Linked DNA regions of Homo sapiens: region 1 is linked to region 2. Evidence: chromatin loops called from intact Hi-C (ENCODE). Cell type or tissue: sigmoid colon. All regions are shown on one strand. Each heading gives the region's core, and the rest is flanking DNA. Links, peaks and the distances in the headings are about the cores only. Region 1 overlaps SORBS2 (sorbin and SH3 domain containing 2). Region 2 overlaps SORBS2 (sorbin and SH3 domain containing 2).

The links. Hi-C counts contacts between places; a loop is a spot of excess contacts. Peaks named below come from ENCODE experiments on the same cell type or tissue, not always from the same donor. Only the 100,000 strongest peaks of a DNase experiment are listed, where the experiment ranks them.
Region 1: it touches region 2 in a loop (2.2-fold over the local background); 2 of 110 quality-filtered maps call a loop at or near these places.

Annotation. Positions count from the first base shown.
Region 1 is chr4:185,795,204-185,805,458 of GRCh38, reverse strand. All of the region lies in intron 1 of SORBS2 (sorbin and SH3 domain containing 2), which reads left to right. Among named protein-coding and RNA genes, the nearest start is that of SORBS2, 12 kb to the left of the region's middle. RefSeq lists enhancers at 8,247-8,762, 8,763-9,279. In sigmoid colon, for the core only: no CTCF peak of the experiment used is centred there; DNase peaks (open chromatin) are centred at 5,719 and 8,269; H3K4me3 peaks cover 698 bases.
Region 2 is chr4:185,733,820-185,744,074 of GRCh38, reverse strand. SORBS2 (sorbin and SH3 domain containing 2) reads left to right here. Exons shown (of 27, transcript NM_001395207.1): 3 at 9,921-9,976. Among named protein-coding and RNA genes, the nearest start is that of SORBS2, 73 kb to the left of the region's middle. RefSeq lists an enhancer at 6,407-6,976. In sigmoid colon, for the core only: no CTCF peak of the experiment used is centred there; DNase peaks (open chromatin) are centred at 5,674, 6,100, 8,002 and 8,837; H3K4me3 peaks cover 3,440 bases; H3K27ac peaks cover 588 bases.

The DNA of each region.
Region 1 (10,255 bases), core at 769-8,768, 62 kb before region 2:
CATACTGCATATTCAGTCAGTATTTGCTGAATGAATGAACGGCTTACAGCAATCAGATCTTCCCCGGTGTTGTGCTAATGCCAACACATGATTAGAAAGTGCTCTTTGAATCTACAGATAAAGTGACAATTCAGACATTTTTCTGATTTTTTAAAAATCAGAAAACAAAGGAGAAGAAAAAACACATGAAAATTTAAAAAGGCTATTATTAAACATATATATATATATAGTCTTCCTGGTGAGAAGCATTATACTTTAACAATTATATAAGACAGAAATATTACCAGAAGCATAGATAAAGCTCAAATGCAACACATCATATGGTGAATAATTCAGAAGATAAGAAAAACTGATTTCTAATCTCAATTTTTTTAAAGCCTCTTGGTACAGTCACATTCATCAAGAAATATAATCAACCTAAAGAGTTAAAATTTTCTTTTGTAAAATAAAAAAGAATAAGAAAGAAAAGTTTAAATCCAGAGTTATAAAATTGAAGATCTTCATTTTAAGGCTTTAGAATATAGTTGAACAGAGAGTTCAAGACAGAAAGAGGTATCAGTCTGGGAAGACCTTTTCAAGTTAAAAAAAACCATAGAAGCTGCAAGACCTTACACAGTCAATCAAAATATCTGCTTCTGATTTAACTCAAGAAAACAATAGAAACCTATTAACTAGTATTCAGTCAACTACGCAAAAGATTATTCAAAAAATGTTCAATTTGTTCACTCCAAAAGATATTGATAATAATAATAATTTATATAGATTTCACTCTGTACTTGCTACCATCCCAAGAGTTTTATGCATATTAACTTTTAATGAAAAATCTGGAAAATCACAAAATCTATAAGTATAATACCAAATACTAAAAAGTAGGGACTTTTAAGGACGTTTACATTGGAATTTCTCAGAAACATTTTCTGCAATCTTAAATTATTTCCCAAAGAGGGATTTAACATTGAATCGCTTTGTCTTAGATGCGCCGATACCACTTTACATGTTGTATTATTTTTATATCATGTTAATGAAGTGTTTTGACGTGTCCAGTCTTTCCATGTGAAAGTGACCTCCACGAGAGAGCAGTCTTGTTTACGTGTTTTTACCCACCATCTTGCCATGTCCACTACCAAGAGTGAACGAAGGATGGCTGAGTAACTAGGCCAAGTCGGTTATTGTAACAAATAAAATTCACACCCAAGGAAAGGGACCTGCTGAAAGCAAGGTAACCTGCGTGTGGTTCCATGTGACTTTCATCAGGAGAAAACTGATCTGGTCTACATATCTTTAAATGTTTGTTTTGTTATGGGTTTTTTGTTTGTTTGTTTTTGGTCAGTATGCTTTTTGGGTAAAACACTAAGCTAAGTATCAAAGCAATCCTTTTTAAGTCATCGAGACTTTTTCAACGGAGGAAACATGACGCAACCAAAAATGATTTGGCTCATTTAAACCACTTGTAGAATTTTTCCTCCGAATTTAACCTTCTGAGCAACTTAACTACATATGAGTTATGTCTGACAGTTAAGAAAATAATAAAAATATGAGAAGGCACACTTATCTTCTTTGTCAGAGAAACCATATCTGTTTTGGGAGAAGGGCTGTCTTAGGGCAGTAACTCAGATGACTGATAATATATCCTGAATTCTTTCACACTCACTTTATTTAGAAACATAACTTTTTATATGATATGTGTTCTGAAATCCGATTATATCACTCACTGACTTCCTTTCCACCATAGATTTAATTTTACAGGACTAATATAACTCATTTATATAATGATTAATATGGCTTTTTTAATTAAAAAAATCTTCCTTCTAAAGTGTGCCAAGGATTTTGACTACATTTTCAATTAATTTTTAGATTTATTGGCAGAAGAGCAGAATTACCATCACCCTTATGTTGTAAAAGTAAATGACAATCAAAGCCATAAATAATATAGTTTAGTTTGAAAAACCACCTTCCTGTTGACCCGAAGTCCCAAATGTCCTGTCAGTGCTTTATATTGACGGTTATCTGGTAAAATGATTGGATCTATGTATTATTATGTGGCATAATATTACATCATAATGATTTCGAACCCTAAGCTTGTGCTTCCTTTGAAGATCGAATTAGGAAAACATACCCTTAAAACGGTGCCTCACTTTTTTTTGGCTCTGGTATTTAATTTTGCAACTGTCAGGAACAAAGAGATTATGATCAGAAAATTATGTTTCCTGGGGAATGTTCTGTTAATGAATTGCCTCATTCCCAGGCTCCTCAGTCATGGTATTGCATTCTGCCTTTAGCCCAGCCTGTGAGAAGAGGTGCTGGGTTTGCATGGTGCAGAAAAGGCCTGAGAGGAGGAGAGAACAGGAGCGTAAGGATAGGACCCAGAAGGACTCTGGCCCTCTAAGTATTTGTTACCAATGGGATCACTGAACCACTAGAGCTTTTGAGTTCAGTAGGAATTAGGAAAAGTGTTGCCTTGAAATTTAAATGTTTCTGCTTCCAACCAAAAGCAAAGCATTGGAGAAATCTGCATGCACTCTCGCTAACCCCTCAGAGAGTGAAAGAGTATTTTATCTGGTCAACAAAACAGAATGGCCTCTTGTTGATTGACATGGAGAAATATCACCCGTTTAAAGGTCAGATTATTAATTTGTCAGTGCATTCTCTTGGGAAATAAAATCAGAATTTCATCTGGCAAGTGTCATGACAGGTGACACATGATTTTTAAGACTATCACCAAAAAACTATATCTGCCCAATATACAGATCAGTACCATGAGTTCCTAAGTGCCAAGTGGCCCACAGTATCTGGAGTTTCCCCTCCTGGTAGATGGGCTTGAGCAGGCAATGATGAGTTCTCTGCTCTCCTCTTCCAGACCTTGAAGACTGTTGTCCCATTTGTTAGTATGTTAGTGTAAGTTAGCTGATTGTATTCTTTCTAATTTGTTTGGTATTGAAAAGATGGCCTTGATAGGGAACGTGGAGAGCGAGAAAGACCTAAGTTCTGGGTACAACTTAACAAGTGGTCAGACCCAACTGTGGATGTCGAAGTTGTAACTGTATATTAAAAAAATCATACTTGCATTTTCATATAATTTACTCATTCATTTATTATACATCCATCAAGGACCGGAGGAAAAGATGAGAGAATAAGCCAGGAAGCCATTGAAAGAGCTTACAATTTAGTGCAGGAAGACAGGAACGCTAGTTACTGTAATTTAAGATAGAAGGTGATGGAGTGCTATAAGGCAGATATAATCAATGCATTTATTTATTCCTTCAAAAGACATGCGCAGAAGTAACTTATACAATAAAGAAACTCTTTGATCGTCTTAAGCAATGGAGTTCCAGAAGATGATAATAAATTGCTCAGAGAATTGAAGTTTGTTAGAGGATCGGGAAAGATGGATTAGAGAAAATGGTATTTTAATTGGGGCTCGAACAAGGTGGGATTTTGACAATAGTGTGGAAAAGCAAGCTTTGTAGCATCAAGAATTGTTTTATACCACTCACATGTATTTGGCACCCCCTCAGTGCTTTCATGTAAATTGTTGAGTCTGGCTCAACAGCCCTGGGAGGTATGCACTATCATCACTGTTTCACATGAGAAAAGAAGAAACTGAGGCTCAGGGAAGTGCTCATTGGGTTTTACCTGTTACGAGTCAGTGGCCAACTTTGAGATGAACTTTTTGAAAAGAACTTTGTTCTTGACAGTTGCTAAAGTGCTGAGATTAAAGCACATGGAAAGATTAAGAAATGTGTTTACAACTCAAGAGCATCACACACAGAGAGAGAGAGAGAGAGAGAGAGATGATTCAGTTAAAAAATGGGCAAAGGGCCAGCATAGATAGTTTTCCAAAGAAGACATACAAATGGCAAACAGACGTATGGAAACGTGCTCAACATCACTAAGCATCATGGAAAGGCAAGTCAAAACCACAGTGAGACACCACCTCACACCTGTTAGGATGGCTATCACCAAAAAGTCAAAAGATAACGAGTGTTGGTGAGGATGTGGAGAAAAGGGAACCCTTGTAAGCTGTTGATGGGAATGTAAATTGGTACAGACATTGTAAAAAATTGTGCAGAGTTTCCTCAAAAATTACAACCAGAACTACCATATGATCTAGCAACTCCACTTCTGGATATACATACAAAGGAAAGGAATAAATATGGAAACAACCTAAGGACCTGTCCATGGATGAATGGATAAAGAAAATGTGGTGTATATACACACAATGGGATATTATTCAGCCCTAAAAAAGAAGAAAATCCTGCCATTTGCAACAGCATACATATGAGGACATTATGGTAAGTGAAACAAGTCAGACAGAGAAAGACAAATACTGTACAATCTCACTTATATGTGGAGTCTAAATGTTGAACTCATAGAAACAGAGTCGAATGGTGGTTGCCAGGAATTGGTGGGGGGAGGAAAATGAGGTCAAAGGGCACAGACTTTCAGTTATAGGACAAATAAGTTCTGAGGATCTCATGCAGCGTGGTGACTGTAGTGAATAAAACCACATTGCACACTTGCAGCTTGCTAGGGGAGTAGATCCAAATGTTCTTACCATCCACAAAAAAGATAAGAAGTGATCACTAACTTGATTGTGGTGATCAGTGCACAGTGCATGCCTGTATCAAAGCAGCCCGTGGTTCACCTTAAATGTCTGCAGCTTTGTCAATTATACCTCAATACATCTAGGGAGAAAATGGAGTATGCTTTTAAGGGTATGGAAGCAACAGGTACAATTAGGAAATAAAAGGATGGAGGGGGCCCAGCTAAGACAGCAGGAAGAAAAGAGGAGAGAGGGAGAGAAATGAAGAAAGAGCTAAGCCCATGCACAGCCCTGGGGAAGGCACCAGCAGCAGAGAAGAAAGCTGCAAGGGAAGCAGGGCTACCCCAGGGGCAAGATCCCAGGGAGGACAGCAAAGAGATAGGCCCAGGGACCGAGGACAGCCCAGCTCACAGAGGGGAGACTGTGACCTCTGGGACACTGGAATGAATTGAGCAAGTGAGCTCCACTCCTGAGAGCCAGAAGGACAGTCAGGGAAGTTCCCAGCGGACGCCCAGGAACGGCACTGACTCACACTCTCCTCCTTCATACGCTGGGTCTGAAAGTCAAAGACTCATTTAAAATTATTACTATAAATCTCTATGACTTAGAAAGTCTGACGCAGGTGAGATTTCTTGGATTCAGTCTTTTTCATTGAGGGGAATATGTTATAGGGTGATTGCTAGTGGTTAGAAGCATGGACTTTTTGTATTTTTTGTGTTTTGAGATGGAGTCTTGCTCTGTCATCCAGGCTGAAGTGCAGTGGCATGATCTTGGCTCACTGCAACCTCTGCCTCCCCAGGTTCAAGCAATTCTCCTGCCTCAGCCTCCTGAGCAGCTAGGATTACAGGCGTGCACCACCATGCTCAGCTAATAGTATTTTTAGCAGAGACGGGTTTCACCATGTTGGCCAGGCTGGTCTCGAACTCCTGGCCTTAAGTGATCCGTCTGCCTCAGCCTCCCAAAGTGATGGGATTATAGGAGTGAGCCACTGCACCTAGAAACATGGACTTTGGACTCACACATTGTCGGGTGGGAGTTCTGGTTTAGAAAGCCGATTGCAGTGAAGTAAGCCGAGGTACGAAACCCTCTATGCCACAGTTCCCTCATCTAAATGAGTGTCGCCATAGTCCCAGGCATTAAAGGCACGTGTGTTGGATGTTGATGAGAGCACTGCATCTGACGCAAAGAAGGTCTCACAGACGTCAGCCACTACTGGTGTTGGTTGTTCCTGGGAGTTTATAGAAAGACTCTCTTCCAAATTCCTGTGCTCTAGTTACTCATCTCTAAGTAAACTCTGGAGTCTTGAGAAGCCAGGTACATGTGTAGTTTAAGGGATGGGCGGCTGCTTCTGCCACTCTTCAGGGAGATCTAGGCACCACTACAATTCGTGTGAAGTGTAAGTCTCAGCGACCTCAGCGGGACTCTAATGCTCGTCCTACCATTTGCAGTGTTTGATCTGTGGTGTTAAAAGACTCAGGCTTCTCCTTTTACATAGTATTTGTTAGAAAACTTCCCACTACCCGGTTTGCTACCACTATAGCCAATGTCACTGGGCATCTCACGATTCTCTGTAGCTGTTACAACAGCATCAATAGGTTCTCTAAAATGCAGACAATGGAAAGGAGTTGCTAAATTTGTCAAACTTTAAGTGAATCTCATGCTTATTTTTTTGGTATGTTAGGTGGCTCTTCTTGGTGGAAGGCTCACAACCTGTAACTGACTCCAGAGCTTCTGCTTACCAATTCCAGAAAACTAGGTTTAGAGTATTTCCTCTGAGCATTCCTTCATGTGCTTTTATGAGGCTAAGTCTCCTTCCCTATATCCAAGATGGATACTTCGGGAAGGTAACATGTTCTAGTTCTCAAATTGATGTCAGTACATTTATGTTACTTTCTTCTCTATTTTTGGAGCAGTGAGGGAATAATGGGAATTTATACAAATAAAGCACATGAGTATTTCAAGTTCAAAAAAGAAGACAGGCTTCTGGGTGGATCAGGCCAGTGGGCAGATGGTGATGCTGTTAACCAAAATGGGAATGGAGAAGACCTGTTTTGCTTTGCTTTTGATATCAGGGCAAAAACGTTTAGACATGTAGAACTTTATATCTTTGCTGGAAACACTGGTAGGCAGTGAGCAGTGCTGTTCTGGGTAGCAGAAAGAATGGGGCAAATCAGGGCCTCACATGTAGCCTAATTCAAGATATGGACTGATGGTTGCATACAGCTTAATTAAGCATATATACTAGCTTTCGAGACGCTTTTTTCTGATAAGAACATGTTTAATTAATAAGACTATGATGATGTATTTTAAGTCACTCTGCAAAGAAAGATCCACTTTTTTTAAAAACGAGGCTTTTTAAAAAGCTATTAAGTGTAGTTGCTAAGTACACTTAGGTTAAATGTTGAAACTGCCTCCACGAGTTTTTTCTGCTTGTCACACGTGAATTTTAAAAGCAACTCATAATCTTTTTTTCTTTGTTTAAAACGGTAATACAGGATTTGACTGGCCTAAATGTCATTATCAGGAAGAAATAATGCAAGTTAAAAAACCCAGGATATTGGGCCAATTTTAGTGATTTTATAGAGTTTGATATTGAGCAAAAGTTATTTATTTTATGTTGAAGTTGTTAGAATCACAAGTTTATTCTGGAAAAAATAAATAAGGATTAAGATGATACATTATCCTAAAGAGTGGTGGGAGGATTGAATGGATTATGTATTCTAATTGTGTAGGGTGAGGTCTGGCATGTGGGAGATGCTAAACAAATGTGAGCAGGCATTACTATCATTCTTGGTGTATGCATGAGTTCATGTAAAAGGCACACACCGTGCACCTCTGATTCTCCAGGCTGCGTATGTTCAGTGGTGACTAGTCGACTTGCTACTCTTGGTGACTGTTCAGTCTTTGGGATGAGGGAGGGGAAACTGATAATCCCGCAGCATCACAAGTGCCGAGGCAGAAGGAAGGCACAGAGTAGAGTGTGACTGACCCTTCTAGGCAACTTCAGTGTGTGCATGGTGAAGGCAGGGGCATTAGATGGAGAAAGCATTGTCTGCAGGTGAACATGGTGTGAAAGCACATTGCAGGCTGGATGGTGCGTCTGGAATGTAGGAACAGTAGGGAGAACCGGGCGTGGGGTGGTGTGGGGGCATGGAAGAGCTTTGCAGTCACATAAAGTTGGAATTCATTCCCAGCTCTGTAGTGCTAACTTGGTCTTGGGGAACAGGCTCCTGGGCTTTTCCTGACCCCTATTTCCCTACTTAGGGGGAAGAGATAATAGCACTTACATCTGAGTATTATCATTAGGATTAAATGAGATTACTGCAAAATGACCGGCATAGCGCCTGGCACGTCAGAGGCAGAATGAATGGCCACCCATGCCTATTTTTGTCATCAGCATCAGGATCATCATCATGTTAAGTAGTTTGGGTTAATTCTTTAGGGAAAGAAAAAGAGAGAAAGAGAGAGAACCATTGGAGCTTCTTTACAGAGGAAAAGTAATGATCATATTTGTGGGTGAAAAATATATAACTGGTAACAGTATCAAATTAAATGAAGGGCACAAGAAAAGATTACGAAATGATAGTGTCGATGAATTCGACAAGAGGAAAACTTGGGCATGAACTAAGGTGACGGGGCCGGGAGAAATGAGCGAGGGATGTAATCAGTCAAGCCCTGCTCTGTGTCAGTCGCTCTCCTAAGTGTCTGGAACGCATCTGAAACAGTGTCTGCCAAACAGTCTTCGGCACAGACAGCTCTACTCGAGTGTGGTCCTGCGTTGCTAGAGGCGCATGGGATGCATAGAGTGAGGGAAATCTGGGGGTACCCGTGGCTTGTGGAGGAGCCTCTGAGGTTTCTCTGAAGAAGTGCGTGAGGTGGGGCCTAAGAATATGTCCACATTCGCTCTGGAAGCTGCCCAGCCCCACTGTGACCAGGGAATAATAGCGTGGCCACAGAGCCCAGGCATGCCCAGCCCTACCGTGACCAGGGAACAGCGTGGCCACAGCGCCCAGGCATGCCCAGCCTCACCGTGACCAGGGAACAGCGTGGCCACAGAGCCCAGGCATGCCCAGCCCCACCGTGACCAGGGAACAGCGTGGCCACAGAGCCCAGGCATGCCCAGCCCCACCGTGACCAGGGAACAGCGTGGCCACAGAGCCCAGGCATGCCCAGCCCCACCGTGACCAGGGAACAGCGTGGCCACAGAGCCCAGGCATGCCCAGCCCCACCGTGACCAGGGAACAGCGTGGCCACAGAGCCCAGGCATGCCCAGCCCCACCGTGACCAGGGAACAGCGTGGCCACAGCGCCCAGGCATGCCCAGCCCCACCGTGACCAGGGAACAGCGTGGCCACAGCGCCCAGGCATGCCCAGCCCCACCGTGACCAGGGAACAGCGTGGCCACAGCGCCCAGGCATGCCCAGCCTCACCGTGACCAGGGAGCAGCGTGGCCACAGCGCCCAGGCATGGAGCGATGGATTTCATATAAATCTGCAGGGCCCTGGGAGCCATTGGTATGGCTGGAATGCAGGATGCCCGATATGGAGAGATAGTGAGTAAAATCGAGCAAGCAGACCAGAGCCAGATGGCAGGGCAACTGTGAGACATTTCAAGCAGGAAGGTGAAATAGGATTTCCTTTATAAGATAGTTTCTCTGTTGTGAGAGCACCACTGAGGTAGGGTGGGAATGAATTCAAGAATTTCACATAGGGCCAGGTGGGGTGGCTCATGCCTGTTAATCCCAACACTTTCAGAGGCAGAGGCAGGAGGATTACTTGAGCCCAGTAGTTTGAGACCACCCTGGGCAACACAGTGAGATCCCATCTCTACAAGAAAATTTAAAAAAAATAAGGGAATTTCCTGTAGGAGGACAGTACAGTAATCCAGGAAGAAAAGATGAATGGCTCAGCTGAGACAGGACAGTAGGGCTGGGGGAAAAGTGCTGGCGTGGAGAGATTATGGAGACAGAACCAACAGTTCTCAGCTGGCATTTGGGAGTAGAAGCAGGCTATGGTTTAATCACCAGGTTTCTGTCTTGGGAAAACAAGACATGGAAAAAGTGTTTTGGGGGAAGAAGATAGTGAAACTGGTTTGAGACTTTCTGAGATGGAGATATAGGTGGAACACTTAGGTGGATATGTGGTTTTAAAAAAAATGTCTAGACCAATAGAAATATATTGAGCAGCAAAGAGAAGCCACCTATGTAATTTTTAATGTTCTATCAGCCACATTTTAAAAAGTAAAAGGAAACAGATGACACCAACTTTTATAATATTTTTAACCTAGTACAGCCAAAATATGATTTCAACAAGTATAAAAAATAGTAATGATTTCCTTGACATTCTTTTTTTTCGCATCTTGTGTGTATTTTGCAGGATAACACATCTCAGTGCAAGCAAGGCAGGTGCCCGGGAGCCACATGTAGCCCGTGGTTGCCATGTAGACCTTCAGAGAGAGGCTGGGCAGGAGGTGTCTGCTGGGGATGGACTAGGATAAAAACCTTCTCTGAAGGTACAGATCAAAGATTGCTGAGGCAGGGAGGGTGCAGCAGAGGTGAGCTTGTCCCAGTGGCAGGAGAGAGGAAGGAATTGCCGAAGCTGCCCCGACCTCTTTCTTCTATTTTTGAGGGTGTAGGATGTGAGATTGGAGTCTCAGAAACTTTGGAAACTTTGTTTATCTCTGTTGAAATTTACCCAACAAGAATCTGCTATAT
Region 2 (10,255 bases), core at 1,514-9,513:
GGAAAGGAAGGGGGAGAAGGAGGAAGAAGGGGAAGAAAGTGGAAATGGGAGAGGAGGGAAAGGGGAAAGGTGAGGGGGACAGGAGGAGGAGGAGGGGAGGAAGAAGAAGGAGAAGGAGAAGAAGGAGGAGGAGAAAGAGGAGGAGGAGGAAAGAAAATAGAAGAAGGAGAAGGAGAAGAAGAAGGAGGAGGAGAAAGAGGAGGAGGAGGAGGAAAGAAAATAGAAGGAGGAGGAGGAGGAAAGAAGATAGAAGAAGAGGAAGAAGGAGGAGGAAGAGGAATAAGAAGAAGAAGGAGAAGAAAGAACCAGAAGAGGAGGAGGAGGAGGAAGAGGAGGAAGAAATCATCTGAATCAGGAGGAGGAGGGGCTCACCATCAGAGTCTTAGTTTGCCCTGTCCTTCCACTCATTTGCTACCTGAACCCTCTTTCATGTAGAATTTGTGGGAGTTGGGGAGGGGAATGCAATGTGACTGAATAGATTTTGAAGCTAACAGAGTTCTAAACTACTAGGTGTGTACATGGAAAGGAGGTGATAAATCATTGTGTATCACAGTTTTTAGCTCTATGTTTTCATCCTCAGCAATGAAGGACAATGTGGAAGAAGCCATCACGAAACTCAGCCTGGTTTGGGACTGCTTTTGCTTCCGAAGGGCTATTTGTCTGTTCTTCACCATCCCAGGTAGCAAATGGGGAGCAAATTGGGAAATCTGCGCAAAATTAATAGCCCTATCAGGAATCAAGCGGGTATGCCAGAGAGAGAGTTGAAAACAGTCTGGGTTTTCATGCTGCACCAAAATTTAGTGAGCTCAAAAGACTTATTAACAGCAAATTTCCCCTAAGCAGCATGTTGTCAAACTAGCCTGCCTCACTAGGATGCCACGAAAAAATAATAAATGGAAATTATTGTAAAAATATAATTTAAAAAGGACAATGTGTCTAATAGAGTAGCACTCCGGAACCTCAACCTTACCCCCTTTCTAACCTTGAGATCTAAGGCTTAGATCTAGATTTCTTTCACAGATGGGTGTAAAGGAGATGCCTCTCCAGGAAACCAGCTGGTCGCCACCACGTCCAAAGGGCTGGGAGGTGCATTCGCTGTGCCCGCGGGGCTCTTTAGAGGTTAGGATGGTGCTGACTCATGCTGCAAGTTGTGCAGCTGTGGAGTGTGTCAGATAGAGTGCAGACAGTCTGAACTTCAGAAGCTCGTGTGTCCCAGGTGTGCAAATCCCACATCAAGTAGCACAGGTCAAGGCTTAGGACACGCCCAGAATCTAATGTGTCAGATTCATGAATGATTTTGGCAAATATTCCTCTTGCCTGACTTTCCTACATTTTCTCTCCTTTTCACTATAGCAAATATATCTTTATTTATGATTCTCACCTCATTTAGTTAAAACCTTTGCTAAAAGTTTATTTTTATTGTTACCGTGATAACAGCTAATGGCATGTGAGTGTTTACTGTGTCAAAGGCTCTATGATGTATAGTTTAGGGGGATATCTTATTGGATCCTTGAAGAAAAATGCCCTGGAATGGAAAATCCACGAGGCTGTGGCCTCTTAATCTGTGCTGGACATTTCTGGATCCGTATGTCTGGGCAGTAGTAGGTGCTCGATGGATATTTACTGAAGGAATGAACAAACGGATAGAAGACTAAAAGAACAATCTATGAAGCAGGTGCCTTATTATTCCCATCTTGTGATATGCAAGGTTAAGTGGCCAATCAATGGTGGCAATGAGATTCAAAGCCAGGCAGTCTGTCTGCACAGTCATGCTCCTGGGTGCATATGTTTATTTAGGCCTGTGGTTTTTGCTTTGTTTTGTTTTGTGTTTTAATTCACCACTTGCTTTAGCCCTAAAGTGCCAGCCAACAGCCTTGAAAAATAAGATTCTCAAGGGTTGTTTGAACACTACCCCCAAACTGTGTAGCCAGGGCTGGCCCCTGAGAGCTAGAGATTATCGTCTTCATCAGAATTAGCAGAGAAAACAAGCCAGAGAGACAAGTCCAATCAGAAATAATGCAGAGGAGCCAAGATGCCGATTTCAGAGAAAGGCAAATCAGCGGATGGGGAGGGCCTCCAGCCTTGGCAGGACCAGCAGCTGTATCAAACATGAACTGTTGGGAAATGTAGGTGGTGAGACAAAGTGAGCACAGGTCAGGGTCAGTGAGTGAAGGACCCGTGGGGCGGGAGGCCACGAGCACCCTAATACTTACCTCAAAGGACAAGCATTTGAGTTGGCTCCCAAAAACCAGCCCAGTGTATGATTTCTGGCTGGGTATGTCCAATGCTATGGACCAGAAGTAAAGCAGGTAATTTTTTTTTAAATGTATTTTAATTTATTTTATGTAGACCCTGTTGCTGTGTTCAAGCAGGGCCACAAGAGCAGGAGTATGTGATAAAAAGTGAGGACAGGCCGGGTGCGGTGGCTCACGCCTGTAATCCCAGCACTTTGGGAGGCCAAGGCGGGCATTTGAGGTCAAGAGTTTGAGACCAGCCTGGTCAACATGGTGAAACTCCATCTGTACTAAAAATACAAAAATTAGCTCCGGTGACTGAGGCAGGAGAATCTCTTGAACCTGGGAGGTGGAGGTTGCAGTGAGCCGAGATCATGCCACTGCACTTCAGCCTGGGCGACAGAGCGAGACTCCCCCTCAAAAAAAAAAAAAAAAACAAAAAAAAAAGAAAAGAAAGAAAGAAAAGTGAGGAGAGGGCAGCTCTTGGGCCTGACCTCTGTTCCTAATGCAATTGCAGGACTGAAGAAGAAAAAAGTACTTTTCATGCATGTCCCTCTGTTATTCTCTCTGCCTTTCTTCTACTTGAGTCCTCTTGCCCTTTCTGACATAATGCTAAAGGTTTCTAACGATGCCCCTCTTTACTGTCTTATGTTACATTATGCCTACTTGTGTTCATAGACAGAGTCATATTTAGTCAAGGTACTGACCACAGGTCCTAATTTTGCAAATTTTGGTTAGACTTTCTCGACATATTTTTGGAGTCTGAGTCTATGCCAGAGAATCAGTGCATGCTAGGCTGAGTTGGTGCTGGTTTGAGTTGGTGCTGGTTTGAGTTGGTGCTGGTCCGAGTTAGTGCTGGTTTGAGTTCGTGCTGATCTGAGTTGGTGCTGGGCTGAGTTTGTGCTGGTTTGAGTTGGTGCTGGTTTGAGTTAGTGCTGGTCCGAGTTAGTGCTGGTCCGAGTTAGTGCTGGTTCGAGTTGGTGCTGATCTGAGTTGGTGCTGGGCTGAGTTAGTGCTGGGTTGAGTTAGTGCTGGGCTGAGTTGGTGCTGGGCTGAGTTGGTGCTGGGCTGAGTTAGCGTTGGGCTGAGCTGGTGCTGGGCTGAGTTAGTGTTGGGCTGAGTTAATGTTGGGCTGAGTTAATGTTGGGCTGAGTTAGTGTTGGGCTGAGTTAGTGTTGGGCTGAGTTAATATTGGGCTGAGTTAATGTTGGGCTGAGTTAGTGTTGGGCTGAGTTAATGTTGGGCTGAGCTGCCTATTTTGCATTTGGGGCTCCCAAAATTCACTTCCTGCTGCAGCGCAGATTGGATGACCTTCAAGGCTCTATTTCACTGACTTTCAGCTTTCTTGACGCCAAAGCCACAGAGCATTCTTGAGTTGGAAATTACCTCTTTGCAAAAGCAAAGAGCACTGTAAAGAACTTGGCCTGCCCACTCCACAGTGATATTCCATAGGCTCAAGTTTCTGTGCCACTTGAATTCTAGCAGTTTAGCTCCCTGCCGTTTACGTGCCAGCAGGGATGAATGTCCTGACAGCGTGTGTCCACTGTGCATGTGCTTCCACTTGTCAGCATGGGCGAAGCCCAAGTATGATGTGTAGACAAGACCACCGCTTCTCTCTGCTCCATTCCTGCACAAGCCACACACAGCAGACTTGTATTTCTGTCAAGGGCTCCGGTTTTCCATCATCTATTTTTTATAGCACTGATACTCAACCAGTTGCAGCAAATGAAGGGTATTATTTCTGGTTTGAGGGCATCGCGATGCTGATTTGCCATTCCTAGGAAGCAAACTCACCGTGTTGGGCTCTCATTTTACCATGGGAGACCCGGCTCCACAAAACGTAAGTGTTTGGAGATGCTTGATATTTTCACAATGTAAATAACAATTTCCCCATGCATGAGGGGGAAGGGTCATATCATAAGATGGGAGAGGGATGGAAATTTTATTAGGTTCAATTTGTGGCAGGGTGACAGTGGGTTGAAGACAAGCAAAATAATTTGCTGTGTCCTTCAGTTTCTTAGTGTATCATTAATCTTTGAGAGAATTTGGGTATATTCTGAAGCAACTTGGTAGCATTTCAGAATCAGTGCCATGTGCTCTTTCTGAAATGTCACATCTCCTCATAGCAATGTGCTCTCCATATAAAGTAAACCTGCATTTTTAGATTTTAAAAAGAGTGATGAAGATTTGGAAACCAAGAAGCTTAGAGGGAACCATTTCTAAAGGACCAGAAGCCCTCATCCTGAACACACACCTCAATACGCACATCCCCTCATGCACCAACAAACACATAGACTTTCAGAATTTCCCTGCAAACTAGCAATAACATCAATTTAGAATGCTTTTCGCTTATAGTAGATTTACTTACAAGGATTAGTTAAATATCAATAACAAATACATGCATTTTAAGTTGCCCAATGTTAAGTTTCAAATCTGTAGCATATTAATTCCACCAGGCCTTTGGTGGTTTTGCAAGAGTTAATGCCCTACAATTCATTTCTCTATGAATATTTTTCACATTTTAGGTGTATAGCTATTATTGCTTTTTCAAGCCTGTGTTTTGTTTTGCCCTATATTTCCAACTGTAAGACTATTTATTCAGCTTTTTGACTTTGTGAATGTAATTAACATTTTAACTGGTAAAAAAGAAAATACCAGTCCAACCCATACAAATTGCTATTTTTCAGTGTTCCTATGTGCCTATGCTTTATCCAGCAGCAAGATCAATAGAACACCAGGGTGGAGACAAGTCAGCTCTCAGCTGCATTATTCACTTGCTATGAACCTTGACAGCTCATTTGCAAGTTCACACTTTTTTGATGCTAGAGTTCTTGAATCCCTGACAGCTGAACCTTCTAACTCCAGCTAACTATGCAAATAGAGAATGGAACCCAGAGGGTCCCCTTGCACTGGTATCACTTCCAACATATTATTTTGGTCAAACACACCAATCAATTCTTCTTGAATGCTTTCTAATAAAAGGAAACAGTATGTGGAGAGTGAAAAAAAGGGAGACTTGAAAGTGTAACAAAATAAGCCTGAACTTTGTGAGAGTCACAAAAAGAATTCAAGGCCTAATATTTAATCAAAATTAATTTAACAAAATTGTATTAAGACTCCTCCCTTAGACCCACTTGGGGAATGTTTCGGATGCTTTTTCTATATAAAGATATGTTTAATCTGATAGAGCAAGTGGAATTTTTATAACCCAGAAAAATTATTTATTCTTAGAAAAGAAAAAATCCTGGACATGTGACCAGATATGGGAAAAAATATTTAGGGGTGACATTTTTTGGCACGAAACAAAAAGAAAATAGTTTTTTTATGAAATACTTGGCAAAGTAGAAAGCTTAAAAATATTTCGAAACTTGCCCGGTTGCAAAACCACACAGCATGTCTTGTTTTTTCTGTTTTGGGAAAAGGAAAATCTCCGGGCTGGGATCGGCTTTATGAATCCCAACACTTCACTTCCCCTGACAGGAATTAGTTAAATCAACTGAAGTCCTGTTGGAATGCCTCGCCTGTCATCTGTTCTGCACAAAAATGAAACACATGGCATTCTAAGAAAATCCCGAAAGCAGCCAATTTCTCAGAAAATATTTGAATGACCCTGGAAGGTTAATGGCACAGTCATTTACACGAAAATTGCTTTAGATGTGGAAAGGGTATTGTTCTAGGGTCAGTAAAGTGTATGTGTCATCTCAAAGCTCCACATAAACAGGCTGTCTCGATTGACTTGGAAGTGGAGGCAGATGTTGAGGAAGGCGTGGACAGCACAAAAACATTCTGTGATTATTGCTTCTTGATGCCGTGGCTTCCCTCTCACTGTTTTCCATCCCGTAGTGTGTCCGTTTCACGAAGCAGTGTGGCTGCCATTGTGAAGGGACACCTGAGCGTGGCCCACACTGGGGAGCGCCTGTGCCCCTCCGCCTCCTCCCTGGAGCTCCCAAATGTGTTTCTGTAGCTGAGCGGAGGGTGGAAAGGTTTGCTTATTGGCAGGAAGCTTCACTGCACTGTTAAAACTGTTTTCCCATTTTACCTCAGAACTCAACATGAGGTCTCGATCTTTAGACGGTGGACAGACCCTGACTTCGTGAAGGTTTTGCATGGTCAATGGGAAAGTCCTTGCCTTCCTCATATCTGCCCACCACGCTGCGGTGCCCATCCCCGCAGAGGCAGCCGCCTTCTCCACGGCTGGCCTGAGACCCTGCTCACGGCCCCACCCCTCGGGTCCCCACCTATGCTCCGAAAGCAGGGTCTCCGAGCTCTCATGGGTCTCACAGGCTGTCTAGGTTTTGACCAGACAGTATTTTAGGTTTTATGTTTCATGACAGAATTCCCCGTTTCTCCCCACTGCCCACTTTATTTTAATGGAATTTCTTTTGAATTGCACCTGTATTGTCAGCACAGGCCTCCCTAAACGGTACAGCCATCCAGGGAGGGCGATGGTTCCAGTAAAGGAGCAGACACATTCCTGACCCTGATGGAGGAGACGGGAGACCACCTGCTCTCCACACCCCCTGTCCCCAGCCACTTTGCTTTCTCCTGCAGCCAGGCCTGGGCTGCTGCGGTTCTTTTCTATCAAACCTCTTTATACCCCCAACCTGGAACTTGAAAGCAGAGGAAATTCTAAGCAAGATTAACCTCTCCTTCTATCTTGCCTTGAAAACAGTAAGGAAGCAATGCTTTTGGAGCACTTAAATAATTGCTGAAAAGGGAAAAATCGTGGGCAATTCTGACACCAGTGAGCATTGCCAGTTCTTCCTTCAGGCACTGTTCTATAGGGAAGGAGGTTAGAAACTCAGATTCATGGATGTTGCTAAGAGCAACCCGGAACTCAGACATTTTTCACTGTGCTTTCCTTGGCATGCCAACTCGAAGGAGAAATGTTAGCAATGGGGCACAGGGAGAAACCGTGCCAGTAGGTATGGTATTGTTAGGTAAAATGGAGCAGCCTTGCTTGTTTGGGGAACCTTTCAGTCTCCCCAACTATGGACTATCGGGTTCCTGATTTTCCAAGTCCCTGCTGAGGGTGGGATGTTGTGTGGATGATGTCTTTCCCCTCTGCAGTGGTTGTGGCACACACAGACGTGTGAACCTTGACCACAGGCTCGACACACCCTGGTGTCATCGGGTGGGTTGTGTTCCAGTGGCCCTGAGCCAAGCAAGACCCCAGGAAAGACTCTGGAAAACTGAAGGGGGCTGGATGTCACCCACAGTACATACCTTGTGCCTGTAACGAAGCAGGCACTGGTTTCATTTAGGAAAGGTATTGTGTCCGAAGCCCCATTTTTAGACTGTTAAAAGTATACAAACAGAAACGAACACCGCCATCATTAACTGACAATCTGCCTTCTCTTCCTACTTTCTCTGGAGTCTCAGGTCTGCCCAGTAACCTCCAGAATGCCCAGTTGCTTTGTGGTCAGGCTTCTTTTACCTTTGCAGGCCCAGGGCACTCACAGACCAGGCAAGACTTTTAAATGAGAACATCAATTTGCTACTTGCTTTAATCCCACCATTGCCTTAGGTGCAAAGCACACTTTTTTATTTTAATAGAAGCCCAGGCTTGCACAACACCACCTTCATGAAGATTGGTCATTTCTGAGGATGACAAAACCACAAAGTTTATTGAGATTGCTCCTTCATTGACAGTCTCTAAGCACTTCAGAAGCAATGACAAGGCAAACTCTGTGGGATGATGACAAGGGTCCCTCGCGCTGCGGCAGTGGAGAGTGTGTCTGAGCCAGGCTGTCTGTGGGGAGACCCCACCCCACCCCTGAGACCTGGGTGACTTGGCACCTGTCCACGGCTCTGCTTCTCCATCCACAAATGGGAAATATCACAGGCCCTGCCTTGTGTGTTATTGATATAAGAACTTGGAAAAGAGCTTGCTGTAATAGTAAGCATGGTAGATGTTGGCTGCAATAAATAATTGTGTTGCTGGGAACTCAGCAACATTAGGATAATATTAAAAATAAAATTTAAAGATTTTTCTGGGATATGTGTTAATTGCAACGGTTAAATAAGGTAAACTTCATGAAGACATGTATAGAATTTTAGTTATCTATAGGTAAACTACTTATTTTAATTCATCATGGACTAAGGGGACAAAATTGCACCCACACACACACATACACACACACAAACGTACACACAGTAAATATTTTCATGATATCGTCTAGGGATGTCAAATTAACAAAAATTAACATAAAAACAGATGCATTTTCAATGAGATTATCATCAGATATTATTTATGAACAGCTTAAATAGAATGAAGACTTGGAAGGATTTGGGGGAAGGCTCGCATGTGAGTGTGTGTGTTTGTTTGTGTGTGTGAGTGTGTGTGTGTTTGCCCTTTTTTCCCTTTGTTTTCAGGATAGTTCCATTTAGAAAAAAAAGCTTTCCTACCAAATTTGCAGATATCTGCAAATAATATTCTGCCAAGAAGCAAAAAAAAAAAAAAATAGTTTACTCTGATTCAATGGAAGCGAATCTCCTAGGATGTCCTCCTAGCAGAGGACATGTTGCTGTTAGAGCACTGACGTATCTGCAGAAACATGCCTTGCTTTTCACCGTGAAATCAGGGCCATCCCTTGAAATAGGCTGATTAGGCAACTGTCTCATGAAGGGATATGAGGACCCCTGGCAAGTTCCCACCAGCCCCCAGGCAGCTCCCCACATCCCATGACCCTCTTTTCCTACCTGGTCTCAAATTCCTGCTCATTAGGTCAATCCTGTGTTTTGAAAATGCACAGGCCTTGTATAAAATTTCTTATAATGTGTCTGAGAGAGGAGTGTGATCCTTTTCTGTCTGCACAGTGTAGAGCCTTAAATGGTCAGATAAGCTGCTGCTGCAGCCATATAAGTTGTAGAGAGCAGTCCCTGAAAGGGAATTCCAATAGTGAAAAGAGTCTGCAACAGAAGATTGTTGCCAAATTTAGAGAAAGAAAGGATCCTCAAGAGCTGGTGTAATGATCAAGGATGAGGGGGACCTGAAGAGGCTTCCTTGCACCCTGAGTGGTTTCAGGTAGAGGGAAGGCTTTGAAGCCCCAGTAGGGAGAAGGCTATGGAGAGAGAGAGCATTTTGGGAGAGCTGACTTTAAAATGCTGGAAATGACTTTGCTTGCCTCTCACCCTTCCTAGCTCCCTCCTCTCCCCATCATCCTATGCAGAGTTGGAAAGGACTGGAAAAGCAAGGAGGAGGTGGGAACGGCAGATGCGAGGGATATTAACACTATGGCCTTTGCTGTGCTGCACCCTTCCATTCTATTAAAATGCTGACCAGTGGCCACACAGGAAGCTTTGTCAGAGGAATTTTGTATGAAATAGGGGGCAAGGAAAGAGGAACTGAATCAGCAAAACCAACCATGAGGCTGCCAATATCACCCTGCCTGCTTCACCCCCACCTAAAACCAACTCTGGGTAAAACAGCCCCAATTTCCCCTTTTCTATATAATTAGCTAATGGTGACTAATTGTAGTATGTAACAAACTAAAAACAGTAAGTATCCACCCAGTTTCCTTTCCGCGGTGTTTGTTCTGAGAAGTAGGTAGGTATCAAACTGTGTAAAGAAAAGAATATATGATGATAACGTTGTCCTCAGTTTGATCTCGCCGCTGTTTTGGTTGTTTTGGGGAGTGTGGGGCAGACCCCACCCACCTATTTATTGTGACATTTCTTTTCTAGAGCGAGAATAGGACAGACTCGTATACCATTCTGATCTGGGTGCATTTCTTCAGAAGGTACGCTGTCCTCACGGGAAACCGCCCGCCACTGCCTGGGTTTGGGGCTGATGAGGCCAGGAAGAAACTTAATGCGTGCACTCTAACAAAAAGATTTCCCAGTAAGTTAAGAAAATAAGACGGTGGGCACCAAAGAATATGCGCATGCCCTGACATCTCCTTGACGTTCACGTACGTGCCACTCCCAGCAGCATGTCTGTCTTGAGAACCTGCACAGACACCCTTGATTTAGGCTGATTGATTTGCAAGAGGGCAGGGGAACATCAGAGGAAATGAGGC